Regions from separate parts of the Homo sapiens genome. Here region 1 is linked to region 2. A link is a loop called in an ENCODE intact Hi-C map of the cell type or tissue named here. Cell type or tissue: PC-3. All regions are shown on one strand. Each heading gives the region's core, and the rest is flanking DNA. Links, peaks and the distances in the headings are about the cores only. Region 1 has its middle 180 kb from the start of NYAP2. Region 2 has its middle 80 kb from the start of DOCK10.

What was found. A loop is a pair of places that touch in the nucleus more often than their neighbours do. Peaks named below come from ENCODE experiments on the same cell type or tissue, not always from the same donor. Only the 100,000 strongest peaks of a DNase experiment are listed, where the experiment ranks them.
Region 1: it touches region 2 in a loop (10-fold over the local background); 1 of 110 quality-filtered maps calls a loop at or near these places.

Annotation. Positions count from the first base shown.
Region 1 is chr2:225,222,336-225,225,263 of GRCh38, reverse strand. No RefSeq gene overlaps it. Among named protein-coding and RNA genes, the nearest start is that of NYAP2, 180 kb to the left of the region's middle. In PC-3, for the core only: no CTCF peak of the experiment used is centred there; no DNase peak of the experiment used is centred there; H3K27ac peaks cover 1,856 bases.
Region 2 is chr2:225,121,322-225,124,249 of GRCh38, reverse strand. No RefSeq gene overlaps it. Among named protein-coding and RNA genes, the nearest start is that of DOCK10, 80 kb to the right of the region's middle. In PC-3, for the core only: a CTCF peak has its summit at 1,230; no DNase peak of the experiment used is centred there; H3K27ac peaks cover 240 bases.

The sequences.
Region 1 (2,928 bases), core at 327-2,826, 100 kb before region 2:
AAATTGGCACAAAATCTTTACTTATTTGTTTTGCATCTATTTTAATTATATAAGCATAAGAATGAAACATATTAGGATATTGGATGCATATACCAAAATGGTCTAATGTTCCAGCATTTCAATAACATAATATGTTGATTTCGATTGTGAAGTACTATGTTTAAATCACATAAAGAAAACTCATAGATACTTATGAAATCCAGAAGTTGTTTTATAGACAGTTTGTATAAAATTAACATTGAATCATAAAATTGAACATGATTTTTGTAAAGAACAAAAATTCAGGAAAAATTATTTTAAATTCAGAAAAAAAAGGGAGAAAACCTTTGCACTTTTACATCAGTGCACCTTAGCAATTCACACGGAAGCTCCTTCATTTTTTCCACCCCACCTCATAATCTCTCATACAGAAGTAACTTTAAACAAATTATGTCTGTAGTCTCCATTGATATTATAGCATTGACTTTGGGAGGTATGAATTTAAATCCCAGCTCTGCCTTTATTTTGTGCTTTTGTTTTTTAGTCATGTTCTTTATCTTTTTGAATCTTATTTTCTGCCTAAACTTATTTTCTCTTTCCTTATCTTTATTACTTAAAATATTAATAAACTATCACTGGTAATTTATCATTGTAACTCTATCATTGGTAATAATCAACTCTGTCATTGGTAATTTCAAAGATACAAAATGTTCCACCATTTTGAAACAAAATAGAGAATTTTAAAATATACATCTACATGCATACATATGTAGCCTGAATTTTCCTCTACCTCACAAGCTTCTGGGTATAACATTTAATATGAAGAGTTAAAAGCAAATTTCTTGAAGTGTAGGCCTATTTACACCTCCTCATTCTCCATTTCTCAGGATTTCATGGCTGTCTCCAACAGCTCCATGAATTCTTCAAGACAGTCTTACCTGCACTCATGGATCAATGTGGCCTCTGCGATTCCAAGATCTGCCATACAGTTCATTTAGACCCTTCAGCTCTGTGTTTCTCCATTGCCATGGTTCTCTGCTACTCCAGAGTTTGACATTAATTCTAATGGATTCTAATGGTGCTGTCATAGCTTGGCTGTTTTCTGACTAAGCCATTCAAGTAATAAGTTGAATATGTCTGACCCTATATGAACATTGATCTGTGAGGGTCTCAATGCTGAGCCACTGGGTTTTCCCTACATATATTCATGTCATCATGAATAGGGTGATGAGATGAATTGAGATATCACTGGCTTCCCTATGACCACAACCACTAATTCCTTACAGCCATGAGAACTTATTGCTGAAGCTACTTGCCATGAAACAATTCCTTATTAATTTAAAGCAAGGCCTCAAGCCAGAAAATGGCAGGATTCTATGTGTGCTCTCCCACATCTACCACTACAACCACAAAGCTTTTTCAGACGTAGCTGGGGTGCCTCAACTCAGATTAAGGACATAGTTTTTTAGTTTTTATTTTGTATTGTTTTACCTTCAGTCTCGCATCCATCCATGTAAATTAACAGACACAAGCAGGAGTTTAGTAAGTGTCTCCACAAACTAGATCTATCTGAGTCTCAGCTCCATCCCCATTTAGATCTCTTCTACAGAAATAAGGGCTAAGAATTGATAGTCTATGTAAGATGCTGGGCATTATAGCTATAATATAGTGGGTATTCAGTACATCTGATTTTCCTTTCCTTGCTTGTAGGAGGCAAAGATCCTTCTCATAAAGCACCTTTTCTCATTTTTTAGTGTTCCTTCAGTGATCTTTATCACATTGCTATGCTAAAAATAGTTTATAGGTATTTACTGAGTGAACAAATAAAAGCTTAAGTAAGAATGACAAATAATGTTTAATAGAAAGACAAACAAAATTATTCCTGTGTGAAAATCTTACCACTTAACTGCCTTGTGTCCCATTTTCTAAGATGTATAATGAAATATCAAGATAAAATGATTCATTTCTGGATTCCTTATATTTCATAAAACATTGACTCAATTAGATGAATATAGGTAAAACTTCAAAGCTATAGTCTAAGCAAAGACTTTCAAAGCCTAATCAAAACTCAGAAAAAGATTAAAAGCACATTTTGCAAATAATGATTAACACTATAATTAAAAAGGTGAAATTGTCAATTACACTAAAATCTGTACACAGTACACTAACATTTTTTAAAGTGTTTTGACTATAAAATGAATTTAATTATTCTTGCTTCACCAAATGAAACATTACATTTGCTTTGAAATAGCTTATCTTTTTGTTTTAAATTATTCAGAAAGGTAAGATATATCTCTGGCATATTTTCATTATAAATGTCCAAATAACTTTGTCTTATAAGAAATGTCATCTTAAAATGAACAATTATAAAAGATGAAGGGATTTAATATTTCCATCTCAAAGATGGTTTAAATAGGCTATTTTTATCAAGACTTTGATATTATTATATCAACTTTCTTATGTGATGATCTCTTCATTTAGGCTAATCACACTCTCACAATAAGAGTAAATTTCATCAATCTCCTAAAGAGAAATGTAATAAATATTATAACAACAAGAAAATGTCTTCTTATTCACAGTAACGAGACTCATTCTGGCCTTTGGGTGACGTTGGGTCTTACTCCCTCATATTTGCCTGTGATAGTGTCTGAAATTGATCTGATTCATTCTCTGCCATTCCATGATCAAATTAATCTACATACTTTATAGATCTATTTGGATCACTAGGTTTAAAATTATAAAGAAGATTTATACAGAGAAACCAAATTATCCTGTTTAGAAAACACCTGTGTGTTTATTGATATTGCTTGGTGGTTTGAGGTGATTTACATCAGTATGAATATTGCCTGCTATTCAAATGCAGTCAAATATTTTAGAGGTATATTTCATATTGGTTTCTCCATTTCTATAAATCTTCAGGAAACTGCAGTGTTATTATGGTATTTTAGT
Region 2 (2,928 bases), core at 175-2,674:
CAAAGGGAAAGTAGTGTCATACCTTGAAGTAATCACTTTTTGAATGGTGATTTCATTATAGAATACAAGTCTATCTTACAGCTGGTCACTCTACAAAACCGTTCTGAGGGAGAGTTATTATTTCTTTTGTATGGTTTTGCAATGGGCCAAGCGGTATTCTTGATGCTTTTCTCTTGCTTTTATGTTATGTGTGTATGAAATCTCAATATAGATGCTTATATAGTTCACTCTACAAAGCACAGCTGTGAGATTATTGCTTACTATTACATTAAAGACAGAAGCACAATTGAGCGGCCTGGATACAGTGAATAACTAATGAGAGCTATGATTGAAATGCCTTTTTCCCTCTTCCACATTTCCAAATGCAGTTGCAAAAACAAGGCCATTTGCATATGCTATATGAGTGGAGTGTGATCCTAAGAGTTTGTATACATCACACCAAATCTGGGCTTTGCTATTGTTATCTTTGTTAGTCAAATTATAAGTTTATCTACTCTTATTGTTATTGATACTCTATTCTTCTATATAAGGTCTCCATCTTTAACTACAGTACTATTTTAAAAAAATCCTAAAAGGTAGACATCATTTTAAATATACACATACATAAACACTTTACTATTGAGTCAGCTCCTCCATTTACAGAATGTAATTGAGTATCATGTTCATATTGTAAGAAAAAGTAACGAGAAAGGAAGGAAAATAGAAGGAAGGAAGGAAGGGAGGAAGGAAAGGATAGAGGCAAGAAAGAGAGAGAGGAAAAAAACTGAGGAAAAGAAAGAAGGAAAAGAAAGGGAGGACGGGAGGAAATGAAGAAAGAGAAAGGAGGAAAGATGGGAGGAAGGGAGGGATGAGAAAAGAGAGAGAAAGAATAAAGGAATAAAGGAAACAAGGAAGAGAAGGAGGAAGAAAGAAGGAAGATACAAAGGACAGAAGGAAGGAAAGAAGAAGGATGGAAGGGGAGGAAAAAGAAGGAAAGAAGCGAGGGAGGGCAGGAGGGAGGGAGGGAGAGAGGAAGGAAGGAAGGAAGGAAGGAAGGAAGGGAGGGAGGGAGGGAGGGAGGGAGGGAGGGAGGGAGGGAGGGAGGGAGGAAAGGAGGAAAGGAGGAAGGAAGGGGAGGGAGGGAGGGAGAAATATTTTAATGCTCTTTAACATGCTAATTTAAAACTAAAGCCAGCCCTCTGCTGCAACCTGCTGACAGACTGGGGAACTACAAATGAGAAAATATTTAGTATTGGCAATAACAAATTTATTATAAATACTTCGTTTCTGAATCCTGCCGTCTTTATAATTTTATTTAAAATAATCTAATTAGAATATGCCTGAGACAAAGCATCCATGTTGGTTTACAATAAAAAAATTGACTAAATAACTGCAATAAAATGTATAAACGTTAATGCACTTCATTACGTAGGATATAGACGAATATTCCAAGTAAGAAGGTTATAACCTGGCTCCTAGCCAATTCCTCCATCCCCGCTTAGTTAACGGCACTTCAAAGAAGCGCATTTCCACACAGATAAAACCACGATGGGGATGGAGCACAGATGAAAATCGCTCTCTAAGGGAAGGCTGTCCTCCGCTTCCGCTTGACGATCCATATTTGACTGGAAGCTCTGAGACTATACCTATATGTTTAAAATAGCTAAAAGTAATGTAAAAAGGACAAAATGCTTTTAAAAAATGTGTTTTGTTGAGCTGTACATAGAAGCATGGATGAGGCTCTGGGGCAGAGTTTTCTGTGTTCTGGCAACTCTCCCTGGTGAATCCTTTCAGTCAAAACTCAAGAACCTACACACTGACCAGACATTGGTGAAGAAACCGTGGAATGTTAAATGTATGTTTAATAATACACAAAGCTTTTTTAATTGAGGGAGAATGGGTTCTTTCAGAGAAATATATATAATGTTGGTACGGTTTGGATCTGTGTCCCCACAAAATCTCAGGTCAAATCATAATCCCCACTGTTGGAGGCGGGGCCTGGTGGGAGGTGACTGGATCCTGAGGGCGGAGTTCTCATGAATGATTTAGCACCATCCTCTCTTGGTACTGTAGAGTGAGTGAGTCCTCGCGAGATCTGGTTGTTTCAAAGTGTGTATCACCTCTCTCTCTCTCTGGGTCCTTTTCCTGCCGTGTAAGACACCTGCTCCACCATGAGTAAAAGCTCCCTGAGGCCTCCCCAGAAGCAGATGCGGCCGTGCTTCCTGTACAACCTGTGGAACATTGTGCCAGTTAAATCTCTTTTCTTATAAATTACCCAGTCTCAGGCATTTCTTTATAGTAGTGGCAGGACAGACTAATACAAATTATATTATGTAATATTTTATAATACAGTGTTATATGTATTCTTTTAAGAGACTTTATGTTTTTGCTAGTAGGCTGGAGGGTGAGACTTTAGATCTTCTGGAACAGGATAAAAATAAGCATTGAAGAAGAAAAGCAAATCTCAGTTGGAAGGAGCCCCACAAAGATGAGGTGTTAGGCTCCTAGAGAAGAAAGGCTTCCAGGTAGTCCTATCTAGGGCTGTGGGAGCACGTGTTTAACACTGAGTTAAGTTTATTCTCTGAGTTGCAAGGCCCATGTGATATCTTTAATTTTCAATTCAGCTTTAATTTCTACATGTATTTTAAGTCTTGGTTTCCAGAACTTAGAAAACAAATCACTTAGAATAAAAATTTAGAAGAAAATGTTTGACATAATAGTTTGAGCAGTCTCCAAAATTACCCTTTTATTCTCTTAAAATGTAAAGCATGCAAGAACCCTATAAATGAAAGAGGGAGTTGTGAGCTAGAAGTTAGGTGCAATATGGCTCCATGACAAGTGGGGAAAAAGGAAGAGAGTCATCTTTGAGGTATGATAAAACAAAGACTCCTTTAGTGACAAAGGAGGAGTTCTTGGAGAGTTTGGAGACTAAAAATTCAACTGAGACTT